Linked DNA regions of Homo sapiens: all the other regions are linked to region 1. A link is an interaction called in ENCODE POLR2A ChIA-PET data of the cell type or tissue named here. Cell type or tissue: HepG2. All regions are shown on one strand.

What was found. ChIA-PET counts read pairs that join two places held together with the same protein. Peaks named below come from ENCODE experiments on the same cell type or tissue, not always from the same donor. Only the 100,000 strongest peaks of a DNase experiment are listed, where the experiment ranks them.
Region 2: POLR2A ChIA-PET joins it to region 1 with 36 read pairs; 23 of 35 experiments call an interaction of 5 or more read pairs at or near these places.
Region 3: POLR2A ChIA-PET joins it to region 1 with 26 read pairs; 19 of 35 experiments call an interaction of 5 or more read pairs at or near these places.

Annotation. Positions count from the first base shown.
Region 1 is chr3:138,910,343-138,918,342 of GRCh38, reverse strand. It overlaps LOC124906289 (a long non-coding RNA gene), which reads left to right and starts at 2,361. Exons shown (of 2, transcript XR_007096114.1): 1 at 2,361-2,487. RefSeq lists silencers at 2,126-2,275, 2,686-2,905. In HepG2, CTCF peaks have their summits at 2,216 (motif pointing right) and 2,772 (motif pointing right); DNase peaks (open chromatin) are centred at 2,262, 2,752 and 3,062; H3K4me3 peaks cover 2,144 bases.
Region 2 is chr3:138,831,091-138,839,090 of GRCh38, reverse strand. It overlaps PIK3CB (phosphatidylinositol-4,5-bisphosphate 3-kinase catalytic subunit beta), which reads left to right and starts at 4,163. Exons shown (of 24, transcript NM_006219.3): 1 at 4,163-4,396. RefSeq lists a silencer at 3,927-4,666. In HepG2, a CTCF peak has its summit at 4,606; DNase peaks (open chromatin) are centred at 4,070, 4,610 and 5,410; H3K4me3 peaks cover 2,770 bases.
Region 3 is chr3:138,820,108-138,828,107 of GRCh38, reverse strand. All of the region lies in intron 1 of PIK3CB (phosphatidylinositol-4,5-bisphosphate 3-kinase catalytic subunit beta), which reads left to right. It also overlaps the pseudogene EEF1A1P25. Among named protein-coding and RNA genes, the nearest start is that of PIK3CB, 11 kb to the left of the region's middle. In HepG2, no CTCF peak of the experiment used is centred here; a DNase peak (open chromatin) is centred at 4,187.

The DNA of each region.
Region 1 (8,000 bases):
ACACATCTGTAATCCCAGCTACTTGGGAGGCTGTACCCGGGAGGTGGAGGTTGCAGTGAGCTGAGATCTTGGCACTGCACTCCAGCCTGGGCTACAGAGGAGACTGTCGAAGAAGAAGAAAGAAGAAGAAGAAGAGGGAGAGGGAGAGGGAGAGGGAGAAGGAGAAGGAGAAGGAGGAGGAGAAAGAGAAGGAGAAGACAGCCTAACTTTCCTATTACTGGAATCTGGACTTCTTGGACTGGACACCCCTGACCAAAGTGGGAAAGTGGACCACCAACCTTGGTTTCTGCCACCCCAGATCTGGGATACTGGCCCATCACTGATGTGACCCTTTGTAAGAAAATCAGATCAACTGAGAAGGGGGCATCCGTGTTATGAGTGGCTACTAATAAAACAAGGTATACCTAATACAAGCAAATAAAACTGGCCGGGCGCGGTGGGTCACACCTGTAATCCCAGCACTTTGGGAGGCCAAGGCAGGGATTACTTGAGCCCAGGAGTTCAAGATCAGCCTGAGGAACATGGCGAAACCTCATCTCTACAAAACAACAACAACAACAAAATTAGCTGGGTGTGGTGGTACCCACCTGTGGTCCCAGCTACTTGGGAGGCTGAGGTGGGAGGATCACCTGAACTCAGGAGGTGAAGGCTGCAGTGAGCCGAGATTACACCACTGCACTCCAGCCTGGGCGACAGAGTGAGACCATGTCTGAAAAAAAATAAGACGAAACAACAGGCAAACCTACTACAATAAAATAAAACTGGCCAGGCACAGTGGCTCACGCCTGTAATCCCAGCACTTTGGGAGGCAGAGCGGGGTGGATAGCTTGAGCCCAGGAGTTCAAGACCAGCCTGGTAAACATGGTGAAACCCCATCTCTACAAAAAAAAAAAAGAAAGAAAGAGAGAAAAAAAAAATTAGCCAATGCACGCCTGTAGTCCCAGCTATTCAGGAAGCTGAGGTGGAAGGATCACCTGAGCCCAGGGACGTGGAGGCTGCAGTGAGCCGTGATTGTGCCACTGCACTCCAGTCTGGGTGACGGAGTGAGACCCTGTCTCAAAAAAAATAATAATAATAAAATAAAACTGTTTTTGAATGGGCAAGAACTTCACAAAAAAAAAAATTAATCAAGTTATGCAAAAGGAAAAAAGTGAGAAACATCTGAGGATGCCCAATGCCTCCCTTCTGACACCCCCTACCTCCCACCCCCAAAGCCTCACCAATTCCAGAGCTGCCTCCAAGGTGCTTCCAGCCCTGGAGATAAATGGGCCATTCCTGCCCACACCAGGAAGGGGAGTGGACTTGACTCCGGGCCAAGAGTCCTGCCAGGATTAAGGAAGGAGAACCAGCAAACCTGCATTTCCAGTGAGCACAGACCCATGTTCTCAGGAAGGGGAAAACTTCCAACAGGAACCACAGGAACTTTCTCCATTTTTAAAAATAGCGACTATGTATTCATTTTATTGTCACACACACACTTTATCAAGACTGAATAAAAGGAACAATATAGACAGAGGAGAAAAAAAGAGAACTATGGAGAGGAGGTAAAGCCATTTTGAGCCCTCAGGGCATCCATGAAGTCAGGAAACTTCAGTTCCAACAGCAACAGAAGCCATTCTCATGCTTGGACTGGTCGGTGCTCAGCTCTTTTATATATTGTTTTGCTTTTTGAGACAGGGTCTCACTTTATCGCTCAATCTGGAGCGCAGTGGTGCAATCACAGCTCACTGCAGCCTGGACCTGCCAGGCTCAAGAGATCCTCCCACCTCAGCCTCTCGGGTAGCTGAGAGTACAGGCGCGCACCACCAGGCCCACCTGGCTCCTTTTTTATTTATTTATTTATTTATTTATTTATTTATTTATTTATTTAATTTATTGTAGAGGCAGGGTCTCGAACTGTTAGGCTCAAGCGATTCTCCTGCCTCAGCATCCCAAAGTGCTAGGATTACAGGAGTGAACCACCATGCCCAGCCATTGCTCAGCTCTTCAAAGTCCAATCCTACCTTAGCGTAGGATTGTCATACCTTACGTATGTCAGTGACCCAGGCCCGCAACCACTACGGGAAATGGGCCCGGGATCCTGCAGGAGGGTTAGGGTCTGCAGATCCCGCTGGCCAAGCGGCCCCTAAGGCGCGTCTGGGCTCTGAGGGCTGCGGGCTGCGGGCTGTGGGCTGTGGGCTGTGGGCTGTGGGCTGCGGCCGCCAGGTGGCGCCCTGACTTCTGTTCGGAGGCCTTCCCCTCCCTGCGGATCCCTGGGACCCCCGCCAGGGCAGGGCACTCGCCCATACCGCGCCCGAGGGCTTGCGCGTAGTGTTCACAGACCGTGAAGAAGCTCCACCCCAAACACAGAGGCACTGCTTGCTTTGGCCCCAAAACCCTGGTGCAGGACCTAGGGGACGTAGGGCGGCAGGACGAACATTGGCCCGGCCCTCGCCTCCTCCTGTGACCCCGCAACCCCTCACCTCCCGCGGGGAGAAGAGGCGTAAGGTGAGTGTAGAGCTGGGCCCGGAGGAAAGCTAGGCCCTCCAAGAATGTGGGGTCTTCGCCCTTGAAAAAGCGGGTCTTCCAGATGACGCCGTGGCAGAAAGCGCCAGAGCCCCAGCCTTCCTGCCCCGCCCTGCGCTGCGCCCTCCCCCAGCCCTCCTCCTCTTCCCGCCCCGGGCGAAAGCAGAAGTGTCCGAAAGTTGGGAGGAAATGGCCCCGGAGCTCCCGGGGTTTCCAGCTCGCCTGCGGAGCGCGGGGCTCCAGTGCGGCGCGCTCGGGGCCGCCAGGGGGCGCTGTGGGGCGGGCCTGCCGCCGGGGGCGCGGCTGTTGCGCCCAAGGGAGAGCCGTCGCTGCCAGCCTTAGATTTCTTTAGGAAGGGACAAAGTGATCTGGAGCCCAGGGCTGGGAGAGGCTCTTCGGGCTCCCACCTTCAGGCAGGATTAATGTCGAGCCCTGAAGGCGGGGTCTCTGTCCCGCCCGCCGCTGCACTCCCAGCTCCTGGAACAGTGAATAACAGGGGCCATATTCACCAAATACTGACTGAGCGACAACAGCAGGAAATGTCCTAAGTCCCGGTGATGAATCAGTGAACAAACAAAGCCTCTGCCCTAGTGAGGTTCCTATTCTCCCCTGCGGGGATGGGGAAAACGATAAGCAAAACAGAAGTGTAAATGCATGTACGGTGAGGATAGATGCTGTGGAGAAAAACTAAGCGGGATAAGGAGGGTGAGGAATGCATGGTGCGGTGGAGACAGGAAGGTCAGGGAAGGCTCTGATCGGAGAGGGACGCTTCAGCAGATCCCTCCAGGAAGGGGCGAGTCAGCTAGGAACCGAAAAATAAGGAACACTTCAACGTGTTAAATGAATGAGTTTTAGAGGCAAGATGCCACACTGAGCAATGGCCCCTCTGGTGTGACCTGTCCTCCCTCTCTCCACACCTGTCTGCTCCCCTTCATCCATCCATTCATCCATCCAGCCGTCCCACAGGCACCTACCTGCTCCATGCTGGACCTTATGTGGGGTATATTTCATTTCCATATCCCCTACACCCAGGGATATGGAAATGAAAAAGACACACTCCTGCCAGGTGCGGTGGCTCACGCCTGTAATCACAACGCTTTAGGAGGCCAAGGCGGACGGATCACAAGGTCAGGAGTTGGAGACCAGCCTGACTAACATGGAGAAACCCCGTCTCTACTAAAAATACAAAAATTAGCCAGGCGTGGTGGCGCACGCCTGTTATCCCAGCTACTCGGGAGGCTGAAGCAGGAGAATCGCTTGAACCCAGGAGGCAGAGATCGCAGTGAGCCAAGATTGCGCCACTGCACTTCAGCCTGGGCAACAGAGTGAGACTCCGTCTCAAAAAAAAGAAAAGAAAAAGACACTCCTGGCTGGGCGCAGTGGCTCACGCCTATAATCCTAGCACTTTGGGAGGCCGAGGCGGGCGGATCACGAGGTCAGGAGATTGAGACCATCCTGGCTAACTCGGTGAAACCCCGTCTCTACTAAAAATACAAAAAATTAGCCAGGCGTGGTGGCAGGCACCTGTAGTCCCAGCTACTCGGGAGGCTGAGGCAAGAGAATGGCGTGAACCAGGGAGGCGGAGCTTGCAGTGAGCCGAGATCGTGCCACTGCACTCCAGCGTGGGCAACACATCAAGACTCCGTCTCAAAAAAAAAAAAGAAAAAAAAAAAAGAAAAAGACATACTCCTTGAAGAGAAAAAGGGCCTCACTCTTACTCTGGTGGTACCAGAGAATGGCATAGCCCTTTGGGAGAGTAATTGGACAGCATCTCACTTTTAAATATGGCCACCCTTTGCACCCAAAGCCCCAGGCTGGGACTTGCAGCCAGGAATTGCACAGTGGTCAGGCAGGCCCACTGACTGGAACTAGAACGTGGATTTTAACTCCAACCCCGTCTCTTATCAGCTCTAAAACCCTGAACATGCCATTTATCTGTCTGCCTCAGCTTTCACATCTGTAAAATTAAGCTAATAAAAATATCTAATTAATCGGAGTTTTGAGCTAATACATTGCAAAGGGCAGGGCAGACACATAGAAAGTGTTCAATACATGTTAGCTACTATTGTTAGCTCAGGCAAGGGTTTGGGCAGAAGTGCAATTTGTCTTTTTTTTTCTTTTTTTCTTTTTTTTTTTCTTGAGACAGGGTCTCACTCTGTCGTCCAGGCTGGAGTGCGGTGGTGCCATCTCAGCTCACTGCAACCTCCATCTCCGAGGTTCAAGAGATTCTCCCACCTCTGCCTCCCCAGTAGCTGGGACTACAGGCGCCTGCCATCACACCCAACCAATTTTTGTATTTTTTGTTAGAGGTGGAGTTTCACCCATGTTGGCCAGGCTGGTCTCAAACTCCTGACCTCAAGTAATCCTCCCGCCTCAGCCTCCCAAAATGCTGGGATTATAGGCATGAGCCACCGTGACTGCCCCAAATGCTCTTTGCAAAATTATCTGCATAGCGCCATCCCGAGGCAACCTCAATAAAGTTCCATCAATAGGGAAATGAATCCAATTATGGTCTATCCATACTATAGAAGAAAATGTAATTTTAAGAAGATTGTGTTAATGGGAGACAATTTGAGACCCATATCAGCAAGTCAGACCAAATGTGAAAAAGCAGTGAGTCCTGTGGAACATTGGGATATGTGACATAGGGAGGACTGGAGGGGACTTGGCCTCTGGGGGCCTCTGTTTCTCCAATGAGAGACAATTTGAGCTGTTATCTGAACAGTCAGTCAATACTAATCAACTTTTTTAAATGCACACATCTTTTAACCCAACAGTTCTACTTTTAGGAGCTTATTCAACAGTTACACTTGCACATTTGCACAAAGAATCATAAAAAAAGGTTTGTGGCAGTGCTGTCAAAGGCAAGAACAACCTAAATGTCCATCAACACAGGAATTGTTAAAAAATTATGATGTATCCATCCAGTGAAAGCTTATGTAGCCTTTAAAGTTATCAAAGCAGGTCTAGATGTGCGGATGTAGGAAAATTACATGTAAAATCGTCTTCAATTTAAAAAAAAAAGACAAAGAAAAGCTTAGGTACTCACAATAAGAGTCATGAAAACTTTTGAGAGGGCAGGGGGCTGCTCTGGGGACCCCCAAGGAGATAGCCTCCGATAATGGTGAGTCCTGAAGGTAGAACACCCCCTCATTCTGCTTTGTTTCTTCTCTCCACCCTCAGTGCCCAGGACAGGACAGGACAGGACAAGTACTTATTGAGCGCCACAGAGAGAGAAAGAAGATAGGACAGGCTCTTGGGGCTCTGAGGCTCACAACAAACAAAATGTGATGGGGCAGCCCCTTGGAGTAACTCCAAGTCTGAGCTCAGCAGAGCTACAAGACTTCTGGATGTGCAGAGCCCAAGTTTCCCATCATTTCATCCCTGCTAGTGCTCTGGGCTGGGCTGAAGCAGCTTGTTCTGCTAGATTTGGAACAAACACAAGCGCCTAGAGGAGACCGAGCAACACATACTGATCCTATCAGGCCTAGCTGAGCCCAAGAGTTTCCTAGCTTTGCCCCATCTAACCATACTCTTTCAGGCGTCTTATCTGGTTCCTGTAAGTCTTGGCCCCCAGTCCATCTCCATGCAAGCAAAAATCCCTTGGACCCCGAAAGCTAATGAAATTTTAAAAATAAAAAAATTAAATTAAAAACAGAAGAAATCCGAAAAAAAAACTGAGATCTACAATCTCACAAAGAAATAAAAGAATATGAAATTGCTACTATTCAACGATTAGTTTTACCTTAAAAACGGCAGCTTTATATGGCTAATCTTAATGAATTAAAACAACTTTGAGATATTATTTTTATCCTTTCATACTGGCAAAGATTAAAAAGGTTTGTTAACATCTTGAATCAGCAAAACTCTGGAGAAACAGGCACATTAAGGGCAGAAGACAAACTTGTACCATCCCTATGAAAGGTGATTTTGGCAATTAACTGTTAAATGACAAATCTAAATACCCTTTGGCCTAGCTATTCCACTGCTAGAAGTTTATTCTACAGATATACTCACATACCTGGAATGTACACAGTTATTAATTACGACATTGTTTGTAATCACAGAGAATAAGAAAAAACCAAGCACCTATCAATTGGTGGACTGGTTAAATAAATTATAGTACATTCTCTCTTTCTTTCTCTCTCTCTCTCACACACACAGACACACACAAAAATTATCCATAAAAATTAAATAAGAAATCTCTTTAGGGGCCAGGTACGGTGGCTCATGCCTATAATCCCAGCATTTTGGGAAGCCAAGGCAGGCAGATCACCTGAGGTCAAGAGTTCGAGACCAGCCTGGCCAATATGGTGAAACACCGTCTCTACTAAAAATACAAAAAATTAGCCTGGCATGGTGGCGCACGCCTGTAATTCCAACTACTCGGGAGGCTGAGACACGAGAATTACTTGAACTCAGGAGGTGGAGGTTGCAGTGAGCCAAGATGGCACCACTGCACTCCAGCCTGGACAACAGAGCAAGACTCTGTCTCAAAAAAGAAAAAAGAAATCTCTTTACGTACTGATTTGAAATGCTTTCTAAGATCTAATCTCATCTGTATGCAAATTTTTAAAAACATGCACACAAGGTACAGAACAATGTGTATAGTATGTTACCATCTGGGTAAAAAAGGTGTGTTATGGTATCTAAAAAATTGAAAACATTTGTTGTAGAGGGGAACTTGGATAGCTGGAAAATAGAAGTAGGAAGGAGACTTTTCATTAAAATGCTGTTTTGTGCCTCTTGAATTTTGAATCTTCTGAATAATTGCCCAGTCAAAACAAACAGCAAACAAAGCACACCGGAGGAAACAATGAAGCTTTCCAGAGTGGAAAGCCAGGAACCTGGAGCTTAGAGGCAACCTGAGGAGGCAAAACTAATCCAAGTGGGGTAGAGGGAGATTGCCACAAGGCCATAGCTCACCTAAGCCAGGGAAGAGGAGTAGCCCCATTACCATCAGTCCCAATGACCCACTCTGTGCTTCCTGTCCCCGCGACTCTAGGCTTTGCAAGGTTAGAGACCCTAGTCCCCGAAGGCGCTGCACTCTTGCCAGGGGACACAACAAGGGTCCTATTGAATTACAAACTATAGCTACTCACCAGTGTCTAGCTGATGAGAGAAGGAGTCCCCATAACAGCATGAGTAATTGATGGCAATCTCAGATCACTGCAGCCTCCGCCCCCGACTCGCCTGACCCCGCCACCCACTCCATCTTGGGTTCAAGCGATTCTCCTGCCTCAGCCTCCCAAGTAGCTGGGACTACAGGGGCACACCACCACGTCCGGCTAATTTTTGTATTTTTTGTAGAGATGGGGTTCTCGCTATGCTGCCCAGGCTGGTCTCCAACTCCTGGGCTCAAGGTATCTGCCCCCACTTGGGCTCCCAAAGTGCTGAGATGACAAGCGTGAGCCACTGCACCTTTCCCCCGCATTGCAATTGTGAATGGACATGTGTAGTAACCCCAGTCTAAGAAGGGTATAATTACCAAGGGT
Region 2 (8,000 bases), 79 kb after region 1:
AAGGCAGTTGAGGAAGCGGAGAAACAGAGGCAGCAATCTTTGGTGTTCTCCACTTGTAGATGTATCATTCCAACCTTTGCCTCCTTCTTCACATTACCCTCCTCTCTATGTTTCTCTGTGTCATATCTCTCTTTCCCCTTCTCTTATAAGGACACTTGTCATTGGGTTTGGACCCATCCTACATCCAGGATGATCTCATCTCTCAAGTTTCTTATTGTTGACTGGGTGCGGTGGCTCACACCCGTAATCCCACCACTTTGGGAGGCAGAGGCAGGCAGATCACCTGAGGTCAGGAGTTTAAGACCAGCCTGGCCAACATGGTGAAACCCCGAATCTAAAAAAATATAAAAATTAGCTGGGCATGGTGTCAGGTGCCTGTAATCTCAGCTACTCGGGGGGCTGAGGCAGGAGAATCGCTTGAACTCAGGAGGTGGAGGTTGCAGTGAGCAGCAGAGATTGCACCATTGCACTCCAGCCTGGGCAACAGAGCAAGACACTCCCTCAGGAAAAAAAAAAAGCAGCTGGGCGCGGTGGCTCACACCTGTAATCACAGCACTTTGGGAGGCTGAGGCGGGTGATCATGAGGTCAGGACTTCCAGACCAGCCTGGCTAATATGGTGAAACCCTGTCTCTACTAAAAATACGATAATTAGCTAGGTGTGGTGGTGTGGGCCTGTAGTCCCAGGTACTCTGGAGGCTGAGGCATGAGAATCGATTGAACTCAGGAGGTGGAGGTTGCAGTGAGCCGAGATCATGCCACTGCACTCCAGCCTGGTTGACAGAGTGAGACTCCATCTCAAAAGAAAAGAAAAGAGAAAAAAGAAAAGAAAAAGAAACATAAGGCCGGGTGCAGTGGCTCATGGCCTCTAATCCCAGCACTTTGGGAGGCCAAGGTGGGCAGATCACAAGGTCAAGAGATTGAGACCATCCTGGCCAACATGGTGAAACCCTGTCTCTACTAAAAATACAAAAAAAAAAAAAAAGAACATAGCTGGGCGTGGTGGTGCACCCCTTTAGTCCCAGCTACTCAGGAGGCTGAGGCAGGAGAATCGCTTGAACTCCGCAGGCAGAGGTTGCAGAGAGCCGAGATCATGCCACGGCACTCCAGCCTGGCGACAGAGTGAGACTCCAACTCAAAAAAAAAAAAAGAAAGAAAAGAAAAAGAAAAAACACAATAGATGGAATAGAACTGCAGAAAAATATGGCAAACACATTATATCTTTTTTCAAAAATAAAAATTAAAAAATTGCTCAAGGGATCCACCCACCTTGGCCCCCAAAGTGCTAGGATTGCAGATGTGAGCCACCACACCTGGCCAACACATTATATCTCTAACATAAAAGAGGTTCTATAAATGGATTTTAATTAAATTAATTAATTAATTAATTTATGTTTTCTGTTTTTGAGATGGAGTCTAGCTCTGTCACCCAGGCTGGAGTGCAGTGGCACTATCTCAGCTCACTGCAAACTTCGTCTCCCAGGTTCAAGCAATTCTGTCTCAGCCTCCCGAGTAGTTGGCACTACAAATGCCCGCCACCATGGCCGGATAATTTTTGTATTTTTAGTAGAGACGGGGTTTCACCATATTGGTCAGGCTGGTCTTGAACTCCTGACCTCAGGTGATCTGCCCGCTTTGGCCTCCCAAAGTGCTGGGATTACAGGAGTGAGCCACAGCACCCGGCCATGCATTTCTATTATTTATTTATTTATTTATTTTTGAGACAGAGTCTTGCTCTGTTGTCCAGGCTGGAGTACAATGGCGTAATCTCAGCTCACTGCAACCTCTGCCTCCTGGGTTCAAGCGATTCTCCCACCCCAGCCTCCAGAGTAGCTGGGATCACAGGCCCGCACCACCACGCCCAGCTAATTTTTGTATTTTTAGTAGAGACAAAGTTTCACCATATTGGCCAGGCTTGGTCTCAAACTCCCGGCCTCAGGTGATCCACCCGCCTCGGCCTCCCAAAGTGTTGGGATTACAGGTGTGAGCCATCATTCCCAACTTATTGTGTTTTTTCTTTTTCAAAACTTATCACTGTGAGGTCATGCAAAACCTTCAAAATATTTATGTAGGCAAATATTTTTCTTTTTTCTATAATGGTTCTGGGCTTCCTGTCTTGCTTAAAATTTCTGCCTCATTGGCCAGTAATCACATCACTTTTGGGAGGCTGAGGCGGGCAGATCACGAAGTCAAGAGATGGAGACCATCCCGGCCAACACAGGGAAATCCCGTCTCTACTAAAAAACAAAAAATTAGCCGGGCATGGTGGTGCGCGCCTGCAGTCCCAGCTACTTGGGAGGCTGAGGCAGGGGAATCCCTTGAATTCAGGAGGCGGAGGTTGCAGTGAGCCGAGATTGTGCCACTGTACTACAGCCTGACGACAGAGCAAGACTCCGTCTCAAAAAAAGAAAAAAAAAATTAGGCGTGTGTGGTGGCGGGTGCCTGTAATCCCAGCTACTCTGGAGGTTGAGGCAAGAGAACTGCTTGAACCTGGGAGGTGGAGGTTGCCATGAGCTGAGATGGTGCCACTGCACTCCAGCCTGGGCAACAGAATGAGACTGTCTCAAAAAAAAATTTTTTTTTCCTCTTAAGTTTCTGTTTTGTAAATTTTTATATTTTTTAATTCTTCTGGATTTTTTTTTTTTTTCCTAGACAGGGTCTTGCTCTATTTCCCGGGCTGGAGTGCAGTGGTGCTACCGTGCTATCTCGACTCACACCAGCCTCGACTTCCCTCGACTTCCTGGGTTCATATTATCCTCCCACCTCAGTCTCCCAAGTAGCTGGGACAACAGATGCACATCACCACACTCACGTCATTTTTGTCAGTCTCGCCATATTGCCCAGGCTAGGTGTGAACTCCTGGGCTCAAGTGATCTGCCCACCTCGGCCTCCCAAAGTGTTGGTATTACAGCCTCTTCTGGAATTTATTTTTCAATGTTCTTGCTTTAAATCGAAAGTCAATTAAAACCAGGATCATTGGCCGGGCACGGTGGCTCATGTCTGTAATCCCAGCCCTTTGGGAGGCCGAGGCGGGCTGATCACCTGAGGTCGGGAGTTCGAGACCAGCCTGACCAACGTGGAGAAACCCCGTCTCTACTAAAAATACAAAATTAGCCAGGCGTGGTGGCGCATGCCTGTAATCCTCAGGAAGGCTGAGGCAGGAGAATCGCTTGACCGGGGGACGCAGAGTTGCGGTGAGCCAAGATCGCGCCATTGCACTCCAGCCTGGGCAACAGTAGCGAAACTCTCATTCAAAATAAGTAAATAAATAAAAAATAAAAAAACTAGGATCATTTCTCAAATAAACTATTGGTTTGTCACTTAATTGATTTGTCACGTTTGCTTTTTATTATGTTGTACTTCTAGATTTTATCCCTGACTACTCAACTATTTGTCCAGGGTAATATAGGAGCATTACGTTAGAATATACTAGCTTTGGAGTGAGTTAAAATGTTGGTTTTCAGTAAGTAAAATTTAAGTGTCCCACTAGAAAGAGGACTGTGATTTTTCGCGGTTGGGGTCAAAGGTAACAGGAAACAAGGTAGGCAAAAAGGGGTAAAGTTTAAGGCTCTGCAGACAAATGTTAGGTGTTGTTACTGCAAAATTGAACAAAGAACAAGAATCTTGGGCTTGAAAGCCTGGACTTTTCCCTAGAAACAACCATTCACAGTGTAGGGACTGAAGGGCCAGCTGTGAGGCAGCCGAGCTAGCGCCCTATCCTCACAAAGGGAGTGAAAGACGGAGACGGGTATCGGGAAAAAAATAAGTGCTGCGTCCAAGAATTTAGGAGTCAGTCCATGTCGCAGAACAGGGAGAAGGGCTGGGAAGAAAAGGCCAGCAAGGAACCTAGGAAGAGCGGAATCTCTCGGGAGGAGGTTATGGAGGCCGCAGCGGGTGATGGGTCTCTCCTGAAGGCGACTTGCCGGGGATTCCCTATTCCGCAGTCCTCTGGGAGTCGCAAAGAGAGTTAGGAAAGGCCGTGCAGCAGCGTCGCAGCCGGGCTGGCAACGGTAGAGGAATCGGCAGTGAGGCCTCTCCCCACACCCTGCCAGCCCAACTGCCGCCGCCGCCGCCGCCGCCACCGCGGGGCCCGGGATTGGCCCGAGGGCGGCGCAGGGCGGGGCGGGGGCTGCTGGGATGCAGGCCTGAGAGGCTGGCGCGCGCGCACACGGGCGCGGGTTCGGCGGCGGCGCGCGCGTGCTCTGTCGGCCTGTGCGGCGCTGCGGCGGAGCGGGCCATGGCAGTGGGGAGGGGGCGAGTGTAGTGCTGCGCGGGGCAGGCGGGAGGTGATCGAGAGAGGCAGGGATGGGGGCGCCGGAGTGGAGCGGTTGCGGCGGCCTGGGCTGCTGACTGCGCACTTGGAATAGTAGCAGGCGGCGGCGGCGGAACGCCAGGCAGGTGAGTGCGGCGGCCGGGACCCGGATGCGGCGCGGCTGAGGGGCGGCTGGGTCGCGGCGCCGGCTGCGGTGCCCCCGGGCGTGCTGGCGGTGCGTTCTAGCTTGCCGCTACCTGCGGCGCTGGCGACTCTTGTGGTTGCACCGCGCTTCCTGCCAGCTTGGAGGATAACCGCCTACCGGCCGGTGGGGGCGTCTGGCTTGGTTGCGGCCCGCCCTGGGCTCTCCAAGGTGAGTGGCGCCCCCCGGCCCCTGGGCGGCAGAGACGCTGCCGGGCGTCCCGGGTCACTGTCGCTTTGGGTCCCGTTCCTGAGGGGCGTTTCTGTGGAGAGACGGCGTACTCGCGCCCCGCGTCTATGCGGACACCTCCGGAACTTCCCGACCCTCAGGTGCCTTTTTGCGCAGAAGTGTATTTCAGAGGCGTGGACCCAGGGTTATTAGGTTATGGACATGTTTTCGAATCCCAACGCCGCTGCTGACCAGTCCTGGGGCCTTGGGCCAAAATATCCTGATGTGTTAAATGGAAATAATAATACATACACCATAAGGTTGTTGTGAGGTTAGGCATAACTGAACAAGTGCTAAGTAAATGATACCCCTGCTGCAGCATCTCGTGTTAGCTATTGCTAATTCCTGGCTGCTGGCGTGCGTTTGGGGGCACATTTATTTCCGATCTGCTCTGGTGTTGCAGTAACCGATACTGGAGTTGCTTAATATTGGAGCCTGTTAACCTCGCAGTGGCCAAAATAGAATCCTATAGTCCCTTACTAGAATCCTGCAGTCTCTTCCCGCAGGGCTGAATTGGAACCCTGTCTCAGGTACTGAGTGGGAATTACTGCTGAAATGAAACCGAGCAAATTCGGGATTCGCTTAGGATGAAAGATGGTGGGACGTAAACTTGAAGTGCTTTGCTGTTTCATCTCAAGTGACACTTGAACTCTGCCACTTGTTACAGAGTTATAAACACACGAAGAGTATGGAAACAGACTCTTTTTTCTGCATTGCTACATCCAAAGGGAGTGACAAGTGCTTTTGTAAACATCATTGTGGGCAGTGTGACTGTCTGGTGAAGTCATGATAATTAAATGAGTACTTATTTTGAAGCACTGAATGGAAGTTTGGAGATATGATTCGTAATAAAATTGTCTCCAACGAGTCAGAGGTCTCAGCAGTTCATTAATCATTTGGGGATTTTTATGCTACATTGTAAGATTTTATGGTAAAAGCAGAACTGTTTAAGTCATAATAATGTAGCACAGGAAAGGGTGGTCAGATAAGGATCTTAACCCAGTTTCAGAATGCAGGTATGGAAGAAAGTAAAGTCTTTTTTCTGACCAGGTGCGTTGGCTCACGCCTGTAATCCCAGCACTTTGGGAGGCCGAGGCGGGCGGATCAATTGATTCCAGGAGTTCGACACCAGCCCAAGCAACATGGTGAAACCCCGTCTCTACCAAAAACACAAAAATTAGCAGGGCGTGGTGGCGGGCGCTTGTAATCCCAGCTACTTGGGAGGCTGAGGCAGGAGAATCCCTTGAACCCGGGAGGCGGAGGTTGCAGTGAGCCGAGATGGCACCACTGGACTCCAGCCTGGGCAACAGAGGGATACCCTGTCTCAAAAAGAAAAAAAAAAAATCTTTTTGAGACCGAATCTTGCTTCTTTTTTAAAAAAAAATTATTGTTGTTTTTTGAGGCAGGGTCTCGGTCTGTCGCCCAGGCTGGAGTGCAATGTCGCCATCTTGGCTCACTGCAACCTCCGCCTCCTGGGTTCAAGCGATCCTCCTGCCTCAGGCTCCCTAGTGGCTGAGACTACAGGGGCGTGCCACCACGCCTGGCCAATCTTTCAATTTTGTTTTTTTTTTTTTTTTTTTGAGACGGAGTTTCGCTTTTGTTGTCCAGGCTGGAGTGCAATGACGCGATCTCCAGCTCACCGCAACCTCCGCCTCCCGGGTTCAAGCGATTCTCCTGCCATAGCCTCCCGAGTAGTTGGGATTACAGGCATGTGCCACCACACGCGGCTAATTTTGTACTTTTTTTGGTAGAGACGGGGTTTCTCCATGTTGGTCAGGGTGGTCTCGGACTCCCAACCTCAGGTATCCGCCCGCCTCGGCCTCCCAAACTGCTGGGATTACAGGAGGAAGCCACCGCGCCCGGCCCAATCTTTGTATTTTTGGTAGAGAGGTGGTTTTGCCATGTTGGCCAGGCTGGTCTTGATCTCCTGGGCTCAAATGATCCGCCAGCCTGGGCCTCCCAAAATGCTGGGATTACAGGCATGAACCACCGCGACCGGCCGAAAGTAAAAATCTTAAAGGTTTAAACTGGAATTGTATTCACTAAAGCCAAAATGACTTAAGAAGCAAAAATCTAATTTACACCCCTGATTCACACCCTGAGTCCACCACCTTCGGAGTGTTTTTTAGAAGTGTTGAAAATCAAGTCGGGTTTTGATTTGTCATTTTGCACCTCTTGCCTATCTTTCTTGGTGTTCTTAAAGACTCATCCATAAAGGCTTTTGCTTCAACTTGCTTTGTGAATGTCAGCCAACTATATGGAAAAAAGTGAAAAATGAACACTGTAGTCTAAATTATGTTCTTTCTTGAGGTTTTCCCAGTTGTCTAGCTTAGACTGTTGAACTCAACAGTAGAACTACTGCTAGCCACTGTGAAAAGGCTGGGAGTCAGAAGTCACCTCTTGGTTTTAGGCCTCAACCTGGGTAAAAACAGCTGGGGCTATGGGGATGTTACCCAGTCTTATGGGCCTCTGTTTTGTTTGTTTGTTTGTTTTGAGATGGAGTCTCTCTCTGTCGCCAGGCTGGAGTGCAATGGCACGATCTCTGCTCACTGTGACCTCCCGGGTTCAAGCGATTCTCCTGCCTCAGCCTCCAAATTAGTTGGGACTACAGGTGCACACCACCATGCCCCGCTAATTTTTGTATTTTTAGTAAACATGGGGTTTCACCATATTGGCCAGGATGGTCTCAGTCTTTTGACCTCGTGTTCCTCCCGCCTTGGCCTCCCAAAGTGCTGGGATTACAGGCGTCAGCCACTGTGCCTGGCCCCAATAAATAAATTATTTATTTTTATTTTTTATTTTGTTTTTATTTATTTACTTATTTAGAGACTGAGTTTTGCCCTTGTTGCCCAGGCTGGAGTGCAATGTGCAATCTTGGCTCACTGCAACCTCCGCCTCCCCGGTTCAAACAATTCTTCTGCCTCAGCCTCCCAAGTAGCTGGGATTACAGGCACCCGCCACCACGCCCAGCTAATTTTTTGTATTTTTAGGGGTTTCTCCATGTTGGCCAGGCTGGTCTTGAACTCCTGACCTCAGGTGATCTGGCCGCCTCGGCCTCCCAAAGTGCTGGGATTACAGGCGTGAGCCACTGCGCCTAGCACTATTTTTAATTTTAATTTAATTTAATTTTATTTTATTTTATTTTATTTATTTGAGACGGAGTCTCACTCTGTTGCCCAGCCTGGAGTTCACACCTCCTGGGTTCACGCCGTTCTCCTGTCTCAGCCTCCCCAGTAGCTGGGACCATAGGTGCCCGCCACCACGCCTGGCTAATTTTTTGTATTTTTTTTTTAGTAGAGACGGGGTTTCACCGTGTTAGT
Region 3 (8,000 bases), 90 kb after region 1:
ATATCCTGAACACACTTCCCCCTTTTTTTGGTTCCGGATTTGGGCAAATTAGACAGTAACCAGAGACCCTAGAGTTATTATTCTATCAGGTACCTTTTTTTGTTTTGTTTTGTTTTTTTTGAGACGGAGTCTCGCTCTGTCACCCAGGTTGGAGTGCAGTGGCGCGATCTCAGTTTACTTCAAGCTCCGCCTCCCAGGTTCACGCCATTTTCCTGCTTCAGCCTCCTGAGTGGCTGGGATTACAGGCGCCCCCACCACGCCCGGCTAATTTTTTTTTTTTTTGTATTTTTTTAGTAGAGACAGGGTTTCACCGTGTTAGCCAGGATAGTCTCGATTTCCTGACCTTGTGATCCGCCCGCCTCGGCCTCCCAAAGTCCTGGGATTACAGGTGTGAGCCCCCGGGCCCGGCCTTTTTGTTTTGTTTTTGAAGAGACCAGGTCTGGTTCTGTCACCCAGGCTGGAGTGCAGGGGCACAATCGTAGCTCACCGTAACCTCGAACTGCTGTGCTCAAGTGATCCTCCTGCACCGGCCTCCTAAGTGGTTATTAATAGTACTATAGGCATATACCATCATGCCTGCCTGGCTAACTAAAAAAAAAAAAAATTTCTTAGGTAGAAGACACAGGCTCTTGCTATGTTGCCCAGGCTGGGTCTCATGCTCTTGGCCTCAAGCCATCTTCCTGCCTTGGCCTCCCAAAGTGCTCTGATTACAGGCTAGAGCCACTGAACCCAGCCTTCTATTAGGCGTTCTTAACTCTCTCAATCTTCGTTAAGGTGCTCTACCCCTGAAAAGACCAAGCCTTTAGACATTAAGCAATTAATGACAAAAACGAGTGTGAATTTTGTTCACTGCGTCCTGAATCATTAGTCTTTTTGAAAATAAGGAACCAAACAAAACCACCTTGTTTTGTCCTTTTGAGGCCTTGAATTTTGGTCTTGACTGAAGGGGACTGGTTTTAGGATGTGGTAGTTTGATCCTGTATTCAATCGTATTTAGTATTTTTAGAGATCAGGAATATTTATTTATTTATTTATTTATTGACCGAGTTTTGCTCTTGTTGCCCAGGCTGGAGTGCAATGGTGCAATCTCGGTTCACTGCAACCTCTGCCTGCTGGGTTCAAGCAATTCTCCTGCCTCAGCCTCCCGAGTAGCTGGGATTACAGGTGCCCACAACCACGCCCAGCTAATTTTGTATTTTTAGTAGAGACGGGGTTTTTACCATGTTAGTCAGGCTGGTCTCGAACTCCTGACCTCAGGCGATCCGCCTGCCTTGGCCTCCCAAAGTGCTGGGATTACAGGCATAAGCCACTGCGCCTGGCCAGGAATTTTTAGTTTAATTAGACAACTTAGTTTTTGAATCTGAGACCCTCCCATTGCACACGTGTGTGAGAGAGTGTATGTGTTGTAAGAATGTATGTGTATGTATGCTCTGAACTATTTGGTTTAGAGTTACCATATCTTTTTTTTTTTTCTCATTAAACTTTGTTTTGATGGGTCTCAAAATTCTGTGACCGATTTTTGGTCCAGTTGTTTCCATTAAAAACTACTGATTTTAAAAGTTAATAATTTAAAACTGCCACATGCCAAAAAAAAAAAAAAAAAAAAAACCCAAATGGTCCATAACACATTCTCCTTTTCTTCTGAGGGGTTTACAGTGCATTGTTATCATTAACCAGTCATTTACTATTAAACCTAAATGGCTGATTGAAACAAACATTTCTGAGGCTATTCTTCCACCACTGATTAAGACTCAGGTGGCAGGTATTAGGGATAATATTCATTTAGCCTTCTGAGCTTTCTGGGCAGACTTGGTGACCTTGCCAGCTCCAGCAGCCTTCTTGTCCACTGCTTTGATGACACCCACGGCAACTCTGTTTCATATCACGAGCAGCAAAATGACCCAGAGGAGGATAGTCCTAGAAGCTCTCAACATACATCGGCTTGTCAGGAACCATATCAACTATGGCAGCACCACCAGACTTCAAGAATTTAGGGCCATCTTCCAGCTTCTTACTAGAATGGTGATCAATCTTTTTCCTTCAGGTCAGCAAACTTGCAAGCTGTGTAAGCTGTGTGACAATCCAGTACAGTGGCATAGCCAGCACTGATTTGGCCTGAATGGTTCAGGATAATCACTTGAGCAGTGAAGCCAGCTGCTTCCATTGGTGGGTCATTTTTGCTGTCACCAGCAACGTTGCCGTGATGAACATCTTTGACAGACACATTCTTGACATTGAAGTCCACATTGTCTGCAGGAAGAGCTTCACCCAAAGCTTCATGGTGCATTTCAACAGACTGCTTCAGTTGTAACATTGACTGGAGCAAAGGTGACCACCATTCCGGGTTTGAGAACACCAGTCTCCACTTGGCCTATAGGCACAGTACCAATATCACCAGTTTTGTAGACATCCTGGAGAGACAGATGCAAGGGTTTGTCAGTTGGATGAGTTAGTGGTAGGATGCAGTCCAGAGCTTCGAGTAGCATGGTTCCCCTGGCATTGCCATCTTTATGGGTGACTTTCTATCCCATGAACCAAGGCATGTTATCACTTGGCTTCAGCATGTTGTCACTGTTCCCACCAGAAGTTGGCACAAATGCTACTGTGTCGGGGTTGTAGCCAATTTTCTTAATGTAAGTGCTGACTTCCTTAATGATTTCCTCATATCTGTATTGGCTGTAGGGTGGCTCAGTGGAATCCATTTTGTTAACACCAATTAGTTGCTTCACACTTCAGCATATAAGCCAGAAGGGCATGCTGACAGGTCTGCCCATTTTTGGAGATACCAGCTTTAAATTCTCCGACACCAGCAGCAACAATCAGAACAGCACAGTCAGCCTGAGATGTCCCTATAATCATGTTATTGATAAAGTCTCTGTCTTCTTGAGCATCAGTGATGGTCACGTAATACTTGCTGTTCTCATATTTTCATAGGGAGATACCAATGGTGATACCATGTTCATGCTCAGCTTTCAGTTTATCCAAGACCCAGGCATACTTGAAGGAGTCCTTTCCCATCTCTGTAGCTGCCTTCTCAAATCTTTTTTTTGACAGGGTCTCACTCTGTCACCCAGATTGGAGTGCAGTGGTGCAATCGTGGCCCACTGCAGCCTTGACCTCCCCAGGTTCAAGTGATCCTTCCAGCCTCCCAAGTAGCTGGGAGTACAGGCATGCACCATTATGCCCAGCTAACTTTTTTTTTTTTTTTTTTTTTTGGTATTTTGTAGAGGCAGTGTTTCACCATGTTGCCCAGGCTGGTCTCAAACTCCTGAGCTCAGGTGATTTGCCTGCTTGGCCTCCCAAAGAGCTGAGATTACAGGTGTGAGTCATGGCACCCAGCCTAGGATCTTTCTTTTTGTGACCCCCCTTCTCCCCGAGAATGTATATCTCCTTCATTTCTTTTCTTTTTTTTCCGAAGTGGAGTTTTGCTCTTGTTGCCCAGGCTGGAGTGCAATGGCGTGATCTTGGCTCACTGCAACCTCCGCCTCCCGGGTTCAAGTGATTCTCCTGGTCTCAAACTCCAGCGTCAGGTGGGTCCACCTGCCTGGGCCTCCCAAAGTGTTGGGATTACAGGGATGAGCCACCGCGCCCGGCCATATCTCCTTATTTTCTTTTAATAGCTCCTCAGATATTTAGCAGATCACCTGAGGTTGACCCTTTAACTGGGAGTAGCTGGCTTACTGCTGGAATCAAGAATGTGAATCTCAACAGTCATCTCCTATATTATAGTATTGCTAGAGATAGGTCTGCAGCTCAGAATTCTCCCCAGTGTAAACCCAAGGACAGCATCCCTGGTCCTGTAGTTTGTCTTCTGGTGCTTCAGGCATTCAGGAGACCACCAGGCAAATGCTGATTTGCCCTCAAGGGAAATGCGATCCTGATTATCCATGCCTGCAGGGGGAGGATTATATGGATTAAACTAAATCCATGGGTAATCCAAAGGCTTTGTTTTAAACTACAGTTTAACCACATTCCTGACCACAGTTTTTTCTTGTATTTCTAATAACTAATTTATAATATTTACTGATTTCAAATTTATCTTCTTCTCCTGCCACTTAGAAGTAATGGCAGTTGTGAAGTTGAGAAAAGATGGAAGGAGTTAGATAACCAGCAGATGATTTGGTATTAACTGGGTGGTTTAGCTACAGTGCTTTCTAGACCATGAAGACCTGAATTCCATGAATTCCTTACCTGCTGAGTCATTGGTAACTGTCAACAAGAGCTCAAACTCCATTTTGATACATTTGTACTTTACTTGCTTAAATGAATGAGCTCTTGTGATTTAAGTAATCAGTATTTCAGATGATCAGAATTATAACCCGATTTGAAGTTTTCCTTTACTGTTTAATAAGTTAGCCTACTGATAGTTTTTTTATTTTAAAAAAATTTTTTCATTATTATTTTTTGAGACAGAGCCTCGCTCTGTCGCCAGGCTGGAGTGCAGTGGCGCCATCTCGGCTCACTGCAACCTCTGACTCCCTGGTTCAAGTGATTCTCCTGCCTCAGCCTCCCGAGTAGCTGGCATTACAGGCATGCGCCACCACGCCCAGCTAATTTTTGTATTTTTAGTAGAGACGAGGTTTCACCATGTTGCCCAGGATGGTCTCGATCTCCTGACCTCGTGATCTGCCCACCTCTACCTCCCAAAGTGCTGGGATTTCAGGCGTGAGCCACCTTGCCCGACCGTTGCTTTTTTTTTTTTCTGTAGCCAGTCTACTACTACATCTGACAAGTTACGTGTTCATAGTTATACAATAACTATTCATATTTCATTAAATAGTTGAAATATGATCACTTAAAATTGTTTATTCTTGATTTAGTATAGGCCTTGTATTTATTTATTTATTTTTTTAGGGATGGGGACTTGCTGTGTTGCCCAGCTGGCCTGTAACTCCTGGGCTCAAGCGATCCCCCCACCTCAGGCTCCAGAGTAGCTGGGACCATGGGCAGGTGTTGTATTTAGATTCTATTAAAGTCAGTGTTTTCTTGTAGCTTCATAAACCATTACAAATTGTTGCCATTGTGTTATCTGAAAAAAAATGTAGTTTGTTAACTAAAACGTTTTTCTGCAGTGATAAATATCGGCTTGAACCCAGGAGGCGGAGGCTGCAGTGAGCCGAGATCACGCCACTGCAAATATATATATATATATTTCATGTATATATATTTCGTATATATGTTTCATGTATATTTCATATATATATTTCATGTATAAATATTTCATATATATATTTCATATATATTTCGTATATATATTTCATGTATATATATTTTGTATATATATTTCATATATATATATTTGCAGTGGCGTGATCTCGGCTCACTGCAGCCTCCGCCTCCTGAGTTCAAGCCGATTCTCCTGCCTCAGCCTCCCAAGTAGCTGGGATTATAGGCGCATGCCACACGCCTGGCTGATTTTTGTATTTGTAGTAGAGATGGGGTTTCACCGTGTTGGCCAGGCTCGTCTCGAACTCCTGACCTCAGGTGATCCACCCACCTCAGCCTCCCAAAGTGTTGAGCCACCGTACCTGGCTGCAGTTACGTATTTTCTTTTTCTTTTTCTTTTATTTTTGAGACGGGGTCTCACTGTGTCGCCCAGGCTGGAGTACAGTGTCGTGAACTTGGCTGAACCTCCCAGGTTCCAGCTGTTCTCCTGCCTCAGCCTCCTGAGAAGCTGGAACTACAGGTGCATGCCACCATGCCCGGCTAACTTTTGTATTTTTTAGTAGAGACAGGGCTTCACCGTATTGGCCAGGCTGGTCTCGAACTCCTGATCTGCCCTTCCTGACCTTGTGATCTGCCTGCCTCGGCCTCCCAAAGTGCTGGGATTATAGGCGTGAGCCACCATACCCGGCCTAGTTATATATTTTCAAAAGTCAAGTTCCATATTTATGAGCTAGTTATCATTCCCCTTAAATTTTGAGCAAGAGTTCCTGGGGATAGCCAACTGGAATTCTTTTTTTTTTTCTGGAGACAGGGTCTTGCTCTGTCACCCAGGCTGGAGTGCAGTGGAACCATCTTGGCTCTCTGCAGTGTGGACCTCCTGAGCTCAAGCGAGCCTCCCCAGTATCTGGGATTATAAGTGTGTGCTACCACATCTGGCTACTTGTTGTATTTTTCATGGAGAAAGATTTTGCCATGTTGCTCAGGCTAGTCTCAAACTTCTGGGCTTGAGTGATCTGCCAGCCTCAGCCTCCCAAAGTGCTGGGATTACAGGTGTGAACCAAAGCACCCGGCCAAGCTGTCTTAACTCTTGATGTGCACATTCACTCACCATTCCATTATTAATATTTTTCCTTTTTTTATTTTTATTTTTATTTTTTGAAATGGAGTCTTACTCTGTTGCCCAACCTGGAGTGCAGTGACGCCATCTCGGCTCACTGCAACCTCTCCCTCCCAGGTTCAAGCGATTCTTCTGTGTCAGCCTCCCAAGTAGCTGGAATTACAGGTGCCTGCCACCACTCCCAGCTAATTTTTGTGTTTTTAGTAGAGGTGGGGTTTTACCATGTTGGTCTGGCTGGTCTTGACCTCCTGACCTCAGGTGATCCACCCATCTCGGCCTCCCAGAGTGCTGGGATTACAGACGTGAGCCGCCATGCCCAGGCTATTAATATTTTTTCTAACTGAGGAGCTTCTGGGTTTTAGGTCTTCATTTTGCTCACAAGTATTGTCTAATATCTCTGTAATTTGTACATGATGGTCCAGTGGCTCCTGACCTCAGGTGAGCCACCCGCCGCAGCCTCCCAAAGTGCTGGGATTACAGGCATGAGCCACCCTGCTCAGCCCTGAGCATTAATTTTTTTTTTGTTTTTTGTTTTTTTTTTTGAGACGGAGTCTCGTTCTGTCGCCAAGCTGGAGTGCAGTGGCACAATCTCGGCACACTGCAACTTCCGACTCCCGGGTTCAAGGGATCTCCTGCCTCAGCCTCCTGAGTAGCTGGGATTACAGGCACGCACCACCACGCCCAGCTAATTTTTATATTTTTAGTACAGACGGGGTTTCACCATGTTGGCCAAGATGGTCTCGATTTCCTGACCTCGTGATCTGCCCGCCTCAGCCTCCCAAAGTGCTGGGATTACAGGCGTGAGCCACCGTGCCCAGCCCCCATTAATTCTTTTTGTAGGCATTATCCTATTGGTATACTCACATGTGTGGAAAATCATGTATGGTGAAGGCTATTTGTTGCATTATTGTTTATAATGGCAAAATTCCTGAAGTAACTTAAATGTTTTTCACTAGGGGAATTACTTTAAAAAAAATAGGACGTTCCTATGATTGAATGCTCTGTAGCCATTTAACAGAATGAAGAAAGTGGACCAGGCACGGTGGCTCATGCCTATAATCCCAGCATTCTGAGAGGCCGAGGTGGGTGGATCATCTGAAGTCAGTAGTTCTAGACTAGCCTGGCCAACATGGTGAAACCCTGTCTCTAATAAAAGTACAAAAATTAGCCAGGTGTGGTGGTGCGCACTTGTAATCTGAACTACTTGGGAGGCCGAGGCAGGAGAATTGCTTAAGCCCCGGAGGCAGTGGTTGCAGTGAGCTGAAATTGCACCACTGCACTCCAGCCTGGGCAGCAGAGCAAGACTCCATCTCAAAACAAACAAACAAACAGAATGAAGAAAGTGTTTATGTACTGATGTGGAATCATTTTACCACATAAATGAGTTAGGTTAAAAAACCACAAAGGTGTGGTTACAATATGTGGGGAATACTATCATTGTTATTACATTTATTCCTATTAATGAGTAATGTAATAATATTGTAACAGGAAATTCTGAGGTGATGTTTGAATTGAGATGTGAAAGGTGAATTATGTAGGTCAGTGTTTCTCATCTGGGGTTGACTGATGTTTAGGGGCTGTTTCAGGAATGAGAGCAGGGGACGATTTTAGCTTGTACAATTATTGGGGGATATATTAGCATTTAGTGTGCAAAGGCCAGTCATGTTAGCCTTAGTAATATAAAGTGTGCAACAGTCTTGCAAAGCAAAGATTTGTT